Linked DNA regions of Mus musculus: region 2 is linked to region 1. Evidence: chromatin loops called from intact Hi-C (ENCODE). Cell type or tissue: heart. All regions are shown on one strand. Links, peaks and the distances in the headings refer to the core of each region. The heading gives the core; the rest is flanking DNA.

Evidence for each region. Hi-C counts contacts between places; a loop is a spot of excess contacts. Peaks named below come from ENCODE experiments on the same cell type or tissue, not always from the same donor. Only the 100,000 strongest peaks of a DNase experiment are listed, where the experiment ranks them.
Region 2: a loop joins it to region 1, with 2.1 times the contacts of the local background. A loop is called at or near these places in 1 of 42 quality-filtered maps.

The regions. Positions count from the first base shown.
Region 1 is chr7:68,211,078-68,219,258 of GRCm38, reverse strand. Igf1r (insulin-like growth factor I receptor) reads right to left here. Exons shown (of 21, transcript NM_010513.2): 18 at 7,103-7,265; 19 at 4,211-4,340; 20 at 723-857. Among named protein-coding and RNA genes, the nearest start is that of Pgpep1l, 49 kb to the left of the region's middle. In heart, for the core only: no CTCF peak of the experiment used is centred there; a DNase peak (open chromatin) is centred at 3,528.
Region 2 is chr7:68,144,104-68,152,284 of GRCm38, reverse strand. The region is part of intron 2 of Igf1r (insulin-like growth factor I receptor); the gene reads right to left. Gm51487 (a long non-coding RNA gene) reads left to right here. Exons shown (of 2, transcript XR_003946794.1): 1 at 1-1,413; 2 at 2,417-8,181. Among named protein-coding and RNA genes, the nearest start is that of Gm51487, 9.0 kb to the left of the region's middle. In heart, for the core only: no CTCF peak of the experiment used is centred there; no DNase peak of the experiment used is centred there; H3K27ac peaks cover 1,091 bases.

The DNA of each region.
Region 1 (8,181 bases), core at 2,033-4,532:
ACACTGGGAGCCAATGTGAAATGCTTCTCCTTGTAAGCTGTTTATCTCAGGGAGTTTCTCGAGTCACACTGGCTGAGCACGGAGGTGGACGTGACACCACGTGTGTACTGCCATCGAGTGACAATTCTCACAACCAATCGATGCAGGATGTTATTTTTAACAGAAGTGGAGCGAGGCAACCATCTCACCAACCCCCCCTAGGGTGTGCCTACAAGCATGTCCAAAGAGGGATGAGCTCAACCGTGCTGTAGGTCCATGCAGCTCGAAGGGATTAAGAAGACAGCAGATGGTCTGTGACCTTGTGCTGGGGCTCTCTGAGCTTTAGTCTACCCGTGCAAGAGAGTGACTCCTGACCACAGAGCTCTGTGTGAGCATGCTGTATAGACCTTCCAGGGGCTTGGGGAGAGCTTTCAAATCTGGCTCAGCAGTAGTAACTAACTTGCATTTTTGTCTTAAAAATTAAATTTTGCATGAAAAAGATGAGCCAGGATTGCTCATGTATTTCAGAGATGGGAGATGGGGGGGGGGGGGTAGTGGTGGCTGAGACGCACGCCATGGTGCAAAGTGCCAATTAGCACTGGGGGGACCAAGGGGGCACAGGATGAGATTAAGGAGCAGCACAAAGTCACAGATCCAACAAGCTCAGCAGCAGCAGGATAGAGCCTTTCTAATCCTCTCCTGTACCCACACACAACGGAGTGGGTGGCTCTGGAAATACATACAGCATATCAGGGCAGTTGTCCGGCTTGTCCAGAAGGCCACCCTCCATGACGAAACGAAGAACTTGCTCGTTGGACAAGCCCTGGTAGGGCTGCTCAGCCAGCGTGGCGATCTCCCAGAGGACGACCCCGAAGGACCTACAGGTGGAACAGAACAGGAACAGCTCAGAAAGGGATGGGAAGGGCCATGTCCCCTCCTTGCCAGCATTTCTTAGACTCTGGGTCCTGAAAAAAAGTGTCCTCAATGTGACGACTGCACTTTGTGGACATCAAACCAGCCAGCTTGCTACGTGTGGGACATCTGTTCCCCTTTGTCACTGCTAAGGCTTCCTATAGGGCTACTGCAACCCAGGGCTGAGGTAATTAATGTTAGGGGCTTCTAACATCTCTCACAGTTTTAAGAGCCCGATCTACAGCGGACACATTCAGTGTCTGGTCCCAGCCATTACTTGGACATAAGCCAAATTAGCTCTAGTTCAGCAAGGAATGCAGAGGACCAGGTCCCAGCCTGGCCACTGACCTGAGACAGCTAAGCATCTCAACTATCTCCTGCAGGGATTTCTTTCATGCCAGCTTAGAAATACTGATGCTAATGGTTCTCCACGCCTCCGCAAGAAGAATCTGATCAGGGTTCTTAAAACAATGGGTATCTTGGGCTCTCCAAAGCAATTCTGACCTGCTGGTTGTAGGGTAGGGAGCTGGGCCTGGAATGTCTCAAAGTTCTGTAGGATCTTGACTTGGGTCAAGGAAGATGAAAACTCGTCCCCTGCAGAACTCAGGAGCCATGGCTGCAGAGGTGGCTGTGTCAGGAAGGGAACTGGGGTAGGATACACTGGCCAGGGGGTGTGTCGCAATAACAAAGAGTCCCTTGGTCTAGAGGCTGGCTGAGGTATGAACTCATCAGGCGAAGCAGCGAGGATTCTACTGCGTGAGGTATGGCCTGTCAGCCCAGAAGATGGAACTAAAGGAGATCCATGCATGCAGACACTTCAGACAGACAATGGTCACACTGTCGCTCAGTGTGAACACACCTTCTCAGGGAGAACCCTTGCTTTCACAAAATTCTTCCTGGCCTGTCTGCTCTTATGGTCAGGCTGTATGGCTAGAATGAAGAAGGCTGCCCATGGCAAGCCAACACAAGGCTTCGGATGGAACCCTAGCAGGGCTGAGCCCCACAGAAGAGCCTGAGGCGGCCATTTTCCACTTAGCACTCTGAGGATCCTGGCCTAAGCTGGAGCAACAGCCTCTGACTGCATCTTAACTTTTGGTTCGCAGCTTCAGTTTCCTTCTAGGAACAAAAGGGTTTTGTCCCAACTGATGCTAAGCAATGTCAGACAGGAACAGAACCTCAGCAATCAGACCCAAGTTCCTTGGGAACCGGCAGTCACTAAGACAGACAGTGCAGTTACGGTTTTCAAAGACCTGGCCCTAGAGAAGCAGGTTTCCTGTGTGTTTCAGGCCTGGGTTCTGCCTTGCAGAGCCTTTGTGGACACTCGGAGGCATTCTTTAGAGGCTGCAGTGCTCACCCTCATGTCTGAATCCGGCCTGAGACAAGCAGTGATGTATGTGGTTTTCTCTTTTTATCAACCGGTCTTGACCAGGTTCCCTTCCAAGCCGACTCCCCTTGTCTTTCATGCTTTCCCTGGTGCACCACAGGCTTTCAGGCATTCAGTCACAATCCTGGCCCCCAGCTCTTGACTGCCATGTCTAGATTGCTGGTTACTTGACTCTACAGACTCAGCATGTCAGCTCCAGTGTAACTCTTGCTGGCACCCTGTTCTCCTCCTGGACTCCCTGCAGGCCAACTTCCCATTCCATCCCACCCCATCTCAGCAGCCAGTCTGCTCATAGGACGGACAGGAAGATAGAGAGTATAAATCAGAAAGAACGAAGACGTGTAAGGGCTGGCCTTCCTGCCCTTGTGAGGGAGGGGACAGTCCCTGGGACATCTCCCCAGAAGCTCAAATAACAGCTGTGATAAATGCAGATGGTCAGGGTGTGGCTTGACCTGAGGACACCTCCCCTCACCATGTTCCTAAGGTCTCCTACCAAGTCAAACAAAATCCTTCCAACTTTTCTTTGGATTTTTACCTACTTCTGACTGTGAATTCATTCTAAAATGACTGCAATTCCTCTAGCAAGCAGAGGTTCAGGCAGAGCTGAGCATCCGTTTATACGTTCTAGTGTCCTTGATGTCCCCAGCTGTGTGCTCAAACACCCCAGCACTTGGCCTTTTCTCTTCACGCATTTTCTTATTGGTTTGTAATGGCTACGTAATCCAAGTGGAGGAAACCTGCAGGAAGCACCCTGTGCGCCTCTGGCTGTGGCATGCAGTTGTTACCCAGAGTCGGGGGAGAATGAGTCTGTGCTCACTCTTTCCCTATCCTGTAAGGTGATCTCCAAGCTTCCAGAAAAATGAAGCTTAGAACAAACAGATGGAAGTGTGGCCCTAGGTGTGCCCTCTCCTGCGACCTCATCTACACATGGAACAGAGTTCTTTGATTCGACAGAGAAGATGTAACCTCGGAGAGGCTAATTGCAGAGCAGACCTCATCCTAGAGTCGGGAAACAACCAGGCCGCGCTGGGTCATATTCAAAGGCTATTTCCAATTTGCACCTGTCTTCCAAACAAGATCCAAGGCTCTTGACCGGGAAAGGTTCACGAGGCTAAAGAACTGATGTCAGTCACTACTGAGATAGTTTCTCTGTGTGGTCATCCGCCCTTTGAATAAACCAACCACCGCTTCTTCTGTGACACAACAGCAACGGGATCTCCCGAGGAGACAGCCAAGACACTTGCTGACATTCGAGGAGGGGGACGACGTGCCAGGGCTCCTGCCTGCCAAGAACTCCAGTTGTATTTTGGAACCCGATGACCTCCACACGGTGTTTCCAAGGAACTGCAGTAAACATTACTACAGAGAAGTCTTTGCACCCTCTGGTCAGTGTGCTACTACCGCAAGACACTTATTATTAAGGAAGATGCTTTGGGTCAGGAATAATGGACATCGTGTGTGTGTGTGTGTGTGTGTGTGTGTGTGTGTGTGTGTGTGTGTGTGTGTGAACAGATGAGACCAACAGAAAACCACAACCACCAAGACTCAAGTTTTGGGTTTAAATAAAGCACTGCCTTCAATCTGAAGGTTTCGTGAGCTGCGGCAGGAGCACATACATACCCAGTACCAACTCACTGAGAGTGGGGAAGAGAGACGGGGGAACAGGCAGAGGCGAAGGCATTTCCCCAGTCTTTGGAAATATAATCAATATTTGCTAAAAATGGAAGGAAATGTTGGTTCTACCTACTCCTTGGCTTCCCACAGATACCTTTTTTGCTTTAATGGACTCCACACAGGAATATCTAAAAGACAAAGGGCTAAACGGCACTGAGAGCTGAACTCAAGGCTGGCAGTTGGTCACAGTGAACAAAACAAGGAGGAGAATGAGCCACGAGTGAGAAGGTCCAAGCTGGCCATGGAGGGAAACTCTCATACCAGACATCAGAATGAGTAGTGAAGACACCATCCTTGAGGGACTCGGGAGACATCCAGCGCACAGGCAGCAACCCCTTCCCGCCTTTCCGGTAGTAGTCCGTCTCGTAGATGTCTCGTGTCATACCGAAATCTGGAGGGAAGATGCACAGTTACTCGGCTGGACCAGGTCTTGGGGCAGAGCCCTGTCCTTCCCCCCATATTCAAGGTGAGACATGTTCTTGCTCCACTCTGAGAGGGCTCTAGCATCACAGCCACTTCACAGGAGAATACAAGACATCTCTGGTCTTCATCAGGCTCCTTTAAGAAATTAACTCCCTTATAACATTTAAAGCGAGAGGCAGTTTGCAAAATCATTGAGTACCATGATTTTTCAAGAAAATATACGCCGCACAGGGTGAGGATATAGTTTTAAAGTTTGGTCCAATACACGGGAGGATGAAGACCCCATTTACTTGGTAGTGTGTCTCTACTGCTGAGGAAAAGGCCTTTTGCCACTCCACAGAGGACAATGTACGAAGTAAGAACTCAGGAAGATAAAAGGACAGCAAACAGCTGAGATGTTCTTCACCAGGCTCCTGGAGCTACTACCCAACACCCTTTCCCAACACAATACTCTCACTCAGTTTTGAAAATGTTTTCCATTTTCTGAGTTTCATCATGGTGAATGGCAGGCTTGCTTTTTTATAATCTCACATTACTGTGTCTTTATCCATTTTTGATTTTCCACTCAACCGCACCACCTTTCCCTCACATAAACTCTTGCATTCTCCTTCCCTGGAGGGAAGAGCTGCTCAACCTTTAAAATGTCCCCTCGCACCTCTAAGTGGTGCCACAAAGAGGTGAGGTACAAAAAAGGCAGAGCAAACCCATGTAGGGTTTGCTCTGCATGGATGTTAACCCAACACAATTGACTTGCACCGCTGTCTGAGCTACTGGCTGCCTCTCTTGAACTGATTTAGGGTGTGTAATCCCTGAGATGGGGGCACTGGGGGACACTGAGGAATGCAGAACTCGCCCGAGGAGGAAAAAGGAAGTGCTTAAATCTCATCTCTGAATTAATCCAGAGACATGCAAATGAGAGGATCTGCTTTGACTTGCATAAAAGGGGAATTCTAGAAAACAATCTCTCTCCCTAAATGCAAAAGAAAAATAGAACAACCCCCTCTTCCCAAACGGGCACACACAATTTAATTCTAAAAAGAAAAATCATAATTATAATAGAAAATATCCTCATAAATGCGCCACATGGTTAAGCAGAAAATATAATCCTTACTGATTTGGATTTAAAATGGCAAAAAGCACACGCACACACAAAAGCATTTTTCCAACTGTAATGCAAAATGGGACCAAAGCAGCCTCTCGGAGTTCCTGGCTGTGCTGAGAAGGGTGCACAGCAGGGTAAGATGAGGACAGGGGCACAGGCTTGCTGTCCCAGCCCGCCTCCTCCTCCAGCTCTGTCCCAATCCACTCTCACTCCACAGGTGGGGAAAGATGGCACAGGGAGGGAAGGCACCTGCCTCAGGCCACTCAGGAGCACAGTTTCCTCTGAGGACTAAAATCTAGATCCCCACACATAAGGGAGGGATGGGAGGCAGGAAGGACCACAAAGGCTGGTTAAGAGGATGCGCCTCTTATCTAGAAACTCTGGGGCGGGGTATCCTCTTAAGGGCTGCCCACCAAGCTAGGCTCCCAGGGCTCCAAATATGAGTGTACAAACCCAGAGACAGGCTGGGGGTATCTTCAGTAACTCCAATGACTGACATCTGTTCTGTAACACAGCTGCATGCCAACACCCCTAACTCCTGCAATCAGCAAAGAAGAGAGCCCGACTTTGGATACCTCTCTAGAGATGACACCCATCGCTTACTAAGAGGCCGGAATGGCTCATGCAAAAACCACTTCTAGGGTTGAGGCAAGCAGAACATCTCCAGGACACAAGCTCAAGAGGCGGCCAAAGGTTAGTGGCTGATCGCTTCTGCTACATCGTCTGTCCCTCTGCTTGTTCTCAGGATGGACACTTGTTATGTTTCTGACCTGCTGGCCTATCGCAGTAGGAAGGTAAAGTATATGCAGGATGGTTTTCTGAGCAACCTTGTTACTACTTTTTTTTTTTTTTTTTTTTGAAGTAAAAGACAAAAAAACAAAGCCAATATACAAGCTGTAAGGCTGGGGAGAATTTCTAGCCAATGACCAGAGATGTAATGCAATCAGTGTTTTAGGATCACAATGTGTTGGCAGCAACAAGGTAGGCTGAGCAGCTAAGGTCATGGCAGGAAGCTATGCACGACAGAACGGCCAAGTGCTTGGAGCTACCACTGAAGGATGCACCTCAGTGGCTTAACCAGCAGCATACATCAGGCCCTCGGTTCAATTCCTGGCAGCAGGAGAGGAGGAGAGAACTTAGAGCCGACCAGTCCTATGAGTGAAAAGCAGTCAGCAGTGATCTCCCGCGGACTGACATGACCACCATATACCCTTCCTGTTACACTATGCAGGGTTTCACCATAGGGGCACCTGGCCTCTTAGGAACCCCATGGGCCTATTCAGGGACAATGCTCTTTGTAAGCTGAGAAACTTGAGGGGTGGACTGGATGGTGACATTCTCCTCAAGCCAAAACCACTTCAGGAAGCAAGCTGCCCCGATTATTTCTGTAACGTTTGACCTGGGGAGCAGGGCGCCAATCTGGACTACCATGTTAAGGTGCTCTCCGGGTTACAGCCAGGAATAGACAGTCACACCGACTACATACATCTTTGCACTCAAGGGCGAGGCACTGCTCCTCTCGGACATAATGAAAATCTCTCCAGTGGCAGACTAATGACTGCAAAGTCCCCTCAGCACCTGTGAGTTCAGTTTAGCCTGTGCTCCAATCTGGAAAGCAAAGGACACACCTCCAATTTTGACTGTGAAATCTTCGGCTACCATGCAGTTCCTAGCAGCAAGGTCTCTGTGGACGAACTTGTTGGCATTGAGGTAGGCCATGCCATCTGCAATCTCTCCAGCCATCTGGATCATCTTGCTTAAGCTCGGAGGAATGAGGACTAGATTATTCTGCTGCAGATTCAAAACAAGACAAAGCCATGAGCAACGGAGACCTTTCCCCCCTAACCTCCTGTAGGTCTACACTAGGAGTCGTAAATGCATATTTACTTAGTCTGAGTACCACAGGTCACCTGCAGGGAGTCAGGACTTGCTAAGAAGGACTAGCACTTCTAGGGACCAGCAATCTCTTTTCCCACCCCCTCCCATGCATGCATGTGCATGGATGTGGGGGCCTGAAGCTTATGTTGGGAGCTACCTTCTACCCACTGGTTGAGGCAGGGTGTCCCTATCAAACCCAACCTGGTCAACATAGATTGCTCTGGGGATCCCAACTCATCCTTCCAAGGCTGGAATCACAGGTGTGCTGCCACACCAGCCCAGCCTTTACCTGGCTTCTGACGACCTGAACTCTGGTCCTTATGCCTGTGACCACCCCCTCCCCCCTAGTCTTTTCTATTTGGAGCAGGACAAAAATGATTTGAAGTGAATCAGCAAGTTTAGGCATTAAGCATTCTCAGCTCCAGCTAGTTTCCATGTTCCTTTGGCTTCCGCCATCACCAAGTGTGAGTAAGAGGAAGGACAGAGAACCCGTACAAAGGCCACGTGAAACAGACACACTTCCTAAGTGGATTACCACGAGCTTTGCTTCCCGTGCAAGCTGCCAGGACTTATTCGTCTTCATTCCCTTCTTCTAAGGTACAAAGATAGGAAGACTAATGCTTTCCTCTTGGATTACTGTTTTCTACGGGCACTGAGGATAACCACAGTTCAGGTGGAGTTCACCTTGGAGGGGACCAAGGACACTGAGCAGCAATGAGGACCAATATCATGTCTGAAGAGGAGGGCAAGATGCTGCCTTAGGAACTGAAAAGAATTAACCTAAGAAGTGGTAAAATCATAAACAAACAAACAAACAAACAAAATAAGA
Region 2 (8,181 bases), core at 3,541-6,040, 68 kb after region 1:
ATGTATGAAATAAATTACCACTAAAAACATCCCTGAGAAACATGTCTAAGGCAACTCAGTCACTGTATGCACACAGTGAAGTTTACAGGAACTAGGAGGACTGTGACATCATTATAGCCCCGACCTGAACAGGATCACTGATGTGACTGAACCTCCAGGATGCACAGCTGCGTTTAAATCAGTCGCAGTTCTTGAAGAAGCACGCACTTTCTAAACACAGCACGGATATCAACAGCTGGTCAAGTGACCTTCAGCCTGCTCCTCTGAGGCCCCTGCCTCTCTGCTCACCACTTCCTTCATCCTGCTGCTCTGCTCCTGTAACTTGGCTGGAAACATGACTTAGGTATTCCCAGGACCATCCTACTACATACTTTTACTTACCAAGTAGCAATCATTAAAAAAAAAAAAAAAGCTCAGCTAGACCTTTAAATTATCTAGGAGGGTAGAAAAGCATTGTCCCTGATAATTGTACATCCTGAAAAATACTATCACTAGCATAAATACATGGAATATTCATAATCAGCCTATCTCACTGTTAAAAAGTACCTAGAAAAGAGACCATGCAACTGTTGAGATACCATTTCTAGAATCTCTCTCTTTTTCTGAGTGTGCATGTGCGCACACACAGACTTCTGTTGGCTTTCATTGTACTTTGCTTGAATTTTGTGAGCAGAGGGGGTGGAAAAAGGTACCAACTTGGCTAAAACGCATCGCAAGTGTTGATGCCCCATAGTGCCAATAGGAATCCGAGTATTCTGGAAATGATCACTTCTCAGTTTCAACCAGGTTTTTTCGTTTTGTTTTTAAAAATGGTACTGCCCACCGTTAAAAAGTTCACTGAAGGCATTCAAAGTTCGAGATGCCACGCTCTTTTTTAAAACCATTTTTTAAAACGATTAATAGTTGAGCACTTAGGTGGGCAGCGGTGGCATGCACCTACAATTGCAGCACTTGGGAGGCAGAGGCAGGTGGATCTATGTGAGCTTGAGGCCAGCCTAGTCTACAGATCAAGTTCCAGGACAGAGGTACATAGAGAAAAATAAACAAACACAAAAATAAAACCAAAATCAAAACCACCACAACAACAACTACAAAATTGGGTCCAGACTGGGAGCCATCCTAGGCACAGTGGGTAGAACGCACGCCAGCTGACTGAACAGTTCGGATGAAGATGCCAACAGAGAGAGGCCCCTTCTGTTTTTTCCAATTAATTAGGAACTGTATGTCTGTAAATTTTTATTTGGTCTTTGAACTATTATCTCCTGATCTCAGATAATCTGGTTTACTCTAAGGTGCTGTCCAAATCATCAAGTGTTCCTTGATTGCTCAGACCTATCCATTATCACCCTTGGATGTAAGAGACTGAAGCAATGAGAAGCATCCTGGACCTCTGAAGACGAGGGTGAACCCAGGGTATCCTTTCAGACACTGTGTACAGGGCACCTGCATAGTCCTGTGATGTCACCTGACCCCACGGGGCTGGGAGCAGGGAAGGTCATACAGAGGGAGGGAGATACAGGTAGCTTTCTGCTTCCTTCCCGTTTGAACCTTTAGCCCAGGTCTCCCTTCATCACCTCCAGACATGTTCTGGAATACCCTCTAGGCTGGTTTTCTACGGTTCACGGGAATTTTCATTGGAAGCTGAAGGAATTAACAGGTAGATTAACTATCTCTATAAACCTGAACCCCAGTAAGCAGACAGTGCCAGCCCGTAAAGCATAGATGAGTCTGGAACTTGGAATGGTGTTCAAGAATCACTTTATCCGTGGTATAAAAATGGAAGCATTCAGAAATGGGAAAGGGCCAAACTGCACTCCGCCTCCTACAACGGGACCTGTGACCCCACAGAAGTTTGGCAATGTCAAGGACACGCGAAGTTTAGTTGCTACACAAAGGGACTGGTGCCTATACAGCGATGCCTAAGATACAGGACCATATTTTCCAAATCAACTTAAATGTGCAGGTGTGTGTGTGCACATGTAGTGCACGTGGAAGACAAAAGGGCAATGCAGTATGCTTTCCACTATTGCTCTCTGCCTGGTCTTGTGAAGCAGGGGCTCTCACTGAAGCAGGAGCTTACTGACTGGCCAAGCTGGTAACCAGCAGGCCTTTTCTGTTTCCTAAGGCCACTTAGTTTTTACACGGATGCCGGGGATCTGAACTCAGCTTCTCACACTTGCAGAACCATCTCTCCATTCCTCCAAATCAACTTTTAAGCAGAGAAGCCTTAAATGCTGCGAACTCCCAAACTATCAGAGTCTTCCTCTTCTAAGAAAGTATCCCCAGGTTTTCCAAATTCTGGACTCAGTCTGAAAGCGAGGGTCTGAAAAAGCCAGAGTCATCTCTTCCACTCGGGGGTGAGGTGGAGGTGGGGGCAATAAGCACTGTAGCAACTTCCTTGACATTCATGTCAAAGGAGCTGCTGCCTTTCTTCAGACCCCAGAGTTTCCTCATCCAGCAGGAGGAGGCAGGGAGGTCAGGGTGCAGAAGCCGTGGAGCCTGTATCCTAGTCTGCAGCGTATGTCAAGGTGTGCTTTGTCCCGATTTAGAGACAGAGCGAGCGTTGAAGTGAAAAAGGGTTAAGAGGATGGAACAAACAGAACATACTTTGCAGGCAATGACAGTGACCCAGGTAAAGGCAGAAGCTGTGCTCAACTCCCTGTAATGGGAGCCAGACATGCAACTTCTGTTATGCAATGCTTTGTGAAAAGGGGAAGGCTTTTGGTGGTCTCCACTCTCCCACGGGGGCCTCTCTCCCACGGCCTAGGAACGCAGGAGAGAGGAGGAATGGCCACCACAAGTCTGGGCTGCATTCCTCTGTTCTGCTTCTCCATGGGGCCTGGGAGCGAGCACCTTTGCAAGAGAAAACTCCCCAAGAGCTACTGGATTCTGGAGCAAAGGCAACTCAGGAACTATGAACCCAGAGGACGGACATCTTCACTTGGCAGATGGAGAAAGTGAAGTTCAAGCAATCTAAGCGAGGAAGGTTGTAGTGCTCGCTCACTCACTGGAGGGGGGTTGGGGGGAGCTTGTTCAAGCTTCCAAGGAGTGAACACAGGGATTGGGACACCAGAAAAGCAGCTTTTCTTCATCTTTGAAATCACAAGCCCTTTGAACACACGAACCGCACACCTTCCTTAAAGAAATACTGGGGATTTTGAAATCAATTTAAGCACCTCTAATTTCCAACCCTGAAACGTTTTACTACGTGCATTCTCTAACTGCACTCGTCTCTCACCTTGTAAACAAGCAAGATCGGCTGGATGAGTGTCCCCTAATTACGGTTTCCTTGGTGCCCGTCTATCCGCATTGGCAGCACCTGAACTTTCTCCTGCACTGTATCTTCCTAAATTGACATTCTCAGCCCACACTGGCACGCTGGCCTGGTGCCATTCAACAGCACAAATGACACATCCCAAGCCTGATACTTCCGTCCTCCTGCCCTCTCCACACTGCGTGTCCGTAATCCTGCCCTCCACCCACTCCCCAACCCTTTGAAATTTCTAAACCCCAGCAGAGGAAGCCCTGTAGGGCTCTTAATAAGCTCAGTCATGCTCGAAATATCCGTTTTACCCACAGGGTATTGTAGGCAGCAATTCCGACCAGAGCACATCTCGGCACGAGATCATGGCCTCCAAAGCCCAGCGTTCAGAACTCCTAAGAGCACCGCTCTCATGCAGTCCCACTGGAACACTTGGGAACTTCAAACAGTTTGGGGGTGGGAAAAAAACATCCTCTCTGATACTTCCACCTTCCACCTACACTGTGGGTTAGGAAACTCCTTCCTGTTGCTGTGGCCACGGAGGGTACATATCGCAACTCTCCTGGCTCTAGTGTTTGTGAAACCCACAGGAACTCTGCCACCACCTACACAGAAAGTCCCATGCCAGAGACAACGACGCATAAACATTTTATGTTAAGTTAGCCACATGCTAAGAAAATATCATCTTGATCAGGTATTTTTCTAGTTCTGTCTCACGTTCAAGTCTCAAGGCCCACGTGGAGGGGAGCACGGAAGTACACTGGTTGCATATCTTCTGCCCCACTGGAAGATGCTTGGGATTTCTGAAGAAACCACCTGTAAATCAGTCTATCCCTTAGGTAATCGAGAAAGAGAGTCCATGAATTGTGTTTCATTGATGTGAGTCCTATAGGTGCTTCCCCTTGGACAAGGATAGGTACCAAGAACACCATCCTGGGCTGGGGAGATGGCTCAGTAGGTAAAGTGCCTGGTGTTCCACAAACATAGGGCCTGCGTTTGGTTTCCTAGCAGCCAAATAAAGCACAGGACTTGGCAACAGGACCCTGGGATCTCCCTGGCTAGACGCCCTCGTTGAAATAGCAACCTCTGGGTTCAGGGAGATGTTGTAGTAAAGATAATAGTGATAATCAAGGTGGAGATGGCTAGAGGATGATGGTCGACACCCACCGTCAACTGTGGCCTTCACCTGTGCACATGCACACACAGGCAGCAAGTGCACCCCATATACTACACACACAGGCAGAAAGTGCACCCCATATACTACACATACAGGCAGAAAGCGCACCCCATATACTACACACATAGGCAGCAAGTGCACCCCATATACTACACACACAGGCAGCAAGCGCACCCCATATACTACACACACAGGCAGCAAGCACACCCCATATACTACACACATAGGCAGCAAGCGCACCCACATATACATATACACAGTTTTTGAAAAAAAAAAAAAAGCTCAAATCAATTTATAAAACATTAAGTTTTAAGTTGGCCCTTAACTCACTAATATTATTTGAGAGGATCATCAGTGAAATTAGAAACAGAAAGAATTTAATTGGAACCTGTTGATGTGTTTCAGGTTATTCAATAACAAAAACAATCTGCCAGCCCGGTAACATGGTCATTTGCTTTGAATGGGATTGCTTCATTCTGTGGATCCACATTCCCTGAGGTGGGCCCTGAATGGCTAGGCTCATCTTCTGGGAAGAGGGACACAATGGCACGGGGTAGCATTCCTCTGCACATTAATCATGCCAAATATCATTAAAAAACAAAACAAAACAAAAAACCAAAACCTACCAGCCCGGAAGCCATGGTGGCAGCAGTTAAAGCAACAACTTAAGAACAGACGAGGCCCATCTGCATGCCGCTGTGGCCACATTTGAAAAGGCCCAAGGAATGTCTGTCTGTCTGTCTTCTCTGCCTACAGTTTTCAAAATTGGTTTCGGGGAGAGTGAGGTTCATGCTCTGTGTTAGAAACATATTACCGAGCAGCTGTCTGGTTACAGAAGAACACGGGCTTGGGAGAAGTTCACAGTCCAGCCCTGTCAGCTGCTGTAAGTCAAAGGGACTCTGCCTCCTCAGAGTTCCACCGGAGGCAGATGACAGACACCACCCCGCACTGTTAGCCCATGAACACACGCAGCAAGGCACACAGCGACAGCAAGTGTCTCCTGCACATCGGCAGTGCTCTGTCAATATCAGCTGCTGTCTCCACGTAAGTCTCTGGACTGGATTCTCACCTTGGCTTTGCCAACTATGTAACAGTGCAACTAACTGGTGCACAGGTATAGAAGAGATGAGGAGGCTCCTAGGACCTTCCGCCACGGCACGCTTGGAAAAGGAACGTGACGAAGAGCTTCTAGTTAGTTCCCTTCATGTGCTGAAGAGCTGCAGATCTGGTTTCATGGAAGGATGGTTAGATGAATAAGAAAGAAAAAGAGAACTAAAGAATGTTTTCAATTTTAAAAATTATGTGAAATTGTGTGTGTGTGCGTGTGTGTGTGTGTGTGTGTATGCATGTGTGCACAGGCCAAGGTGTACACATGAAGGGCAGAGGTGTGTGTGAGAGTATGTGTGTGTGTGTGTGTGTGTGTGTGTGCACAGGCCATGGTATACCAGTGAAAGGCAGAGGGTAAGTGTGGGAGTCACTTTCTCTAGCCTTTACCTGCTAAGCCTCTTACTGGCCCGTAAGGGCAGGAATCTGAAGTACTTAAACCTCACTTCTGATCAAATAAAACTTTTATAAACTTTAAAAGACCGTTTTCTTAATTTCAGTACTCTTCTCAGACCCTTCTGTCCTAGAGTAACCTCTGTGTGATCCACAATAGACCTGGGCTCACCCAGAACTCCCTGAAGGTTCAATGGTGATGGTGGTTTGGTTTTGTGCAGTTCTAGGAATGTACAGAGACACAGGCTGACCACTGAGGTCATGTGGGGATTAACACTTCATCAGGTACAGGAGCTGTAGCTCAGGGGCAGTGTGCTTGCCTAGCATGCTTGCAGCCCTGGTTCCAACCCCCAGGAACGCTAAAACAGAGAAAACACGTAAATAACATGTCTGCCAGGTAGCAAGCTATTCCAAGACAAGGAAGGAGACTTCTGTGTTTCGAAAAATCTGTTTTGAAACACAAAGAGAGACTGGGACTGTGGCTCAGTTAGTGTAGTGCTTATCTCTATCCGAGAAGTCCTGGGTTCAATTCCCAGCACCGTTTAAATGGGGCATGGTAATAGAGGCCTCTAATCCCAGTCCCTGGAGATAGTGGCAGGGGGACTCCAAGTTCAAAGTTACTCCTGGCTATATAGTGAAGAATGCAAGGCAGACTAGACTGGGCTACATGAGACTCTGTTTTAAAAAGGGAGGAAGAATCCTTCCAATACATAACTTTACTCAACTTTGCTTCAGCTTACATTATAAACGCTGGTGTTAGCATAGATACAGAAGCTCTTTCCTGTGTGGTGATGAATCATTACTCACAACCAAACCAAGTGAGGAAGCAGGGCCCCTTAATATTAATTACGGGATTCAGACAGAGGTAGTTAGAGAACTGTATAATGGTAACACCCAAAACTGGGTTGAGTACCCCAAATACTCAAAAGAAACAGACAATGCTAACCTGGGAGATTAGAAATGATTCTGCAACTAGTTCCCTGCTGCATGTGCAGCTGGAGGCCCCCACAAGTTGGAGGCTTGGTGGGAGACTGAGAAAGCATTTGCTATTCGTTTTCTAGGTCCAAGGCATTTCTTCCAGGATCCATGGGCTGGACTAGATGGAGCAAGTGCAGGCTTAAGAAGCACAGGTACTGTCCACACACTCCTGATCATCAAGATGGGGAGGGTATCCAGCTTGTTGGCTGGTCACTAGAACATCCAGTTCTCCTTCCATTTGTACCACTACTATCTAGGACTCACTGATCTTCAGTCACAGGAAAAGGTCATCTATAGCCAGTGGCCAGAGATAGCCTTTTATGCTTGCTGCACGACACAGTCAGGGCAGTATTCCAGGAATGCACAGACAGCCTGCTCAGCTTCTCTCACTTCCCCTCTCATAGCCCAGATCGAGGAAGATGGATTCACCCATCCTGTCAACAAAGACTGCCAGAATCTCCTGTAGTTGCAGGTATACAATTGTGAGTTGCTATTTAGGTTATGGAAGGGCTGTGGCATGCCAACAGATAATGTGTGGCTACATGGAGGTAGGCATGGGAAGGGGCAAATACACACACACACATATGCACACACACAAACGGAACACATACATAGACACGCACACACACATAAACACAAACATGCACAAAGGCTCACACACACACATACACACTCACACACATAAACACAAACACACACGTGCTCACATATACACACACATGCATGTACACACACTCATGCATACACAAACACACATAAACACACACATATATACCCTACTTCTGTACATGTGTAGTCCTGACTCAGGACCTTGGGACCTGCTGCTCATTCAGCATATGCCGCTTTCTGTTCTCCACAGACATCCTGCAGATGTCCCAGTGACCTGCCTGCCGCCTGCCTTCCCTGTCTTTGAGGTGGTGACAACTCCTGCCACCCCAACATTTTATGTCACAGCTTCCTCTTCAGCTGACTTGAAAGCTTTATTTTGTTCAAGGTCTACCGAGCAACCAAGAAAGAAGAGCTAGTGTTTCACGGGTACAGGGTGGAGTGTTCTGGGGATAGGTCAGTCATCGTTTCCCTTTTAGGGAGACTTGGATCGGTGTTAATGAACTACTCACAGGAACTGGCCAGAATCAGAGCCCTTGAATTTTATGCACTGGTCCAGGGAGGTCCTGAGAGAGTGGATGCAGAGTGCACTGCCTTTTTTCTGCCTTTGCTTGGAATCCCAGAGGAGCCAGATTCCAGGAAGGAAGTGGGGCAGGGAGGC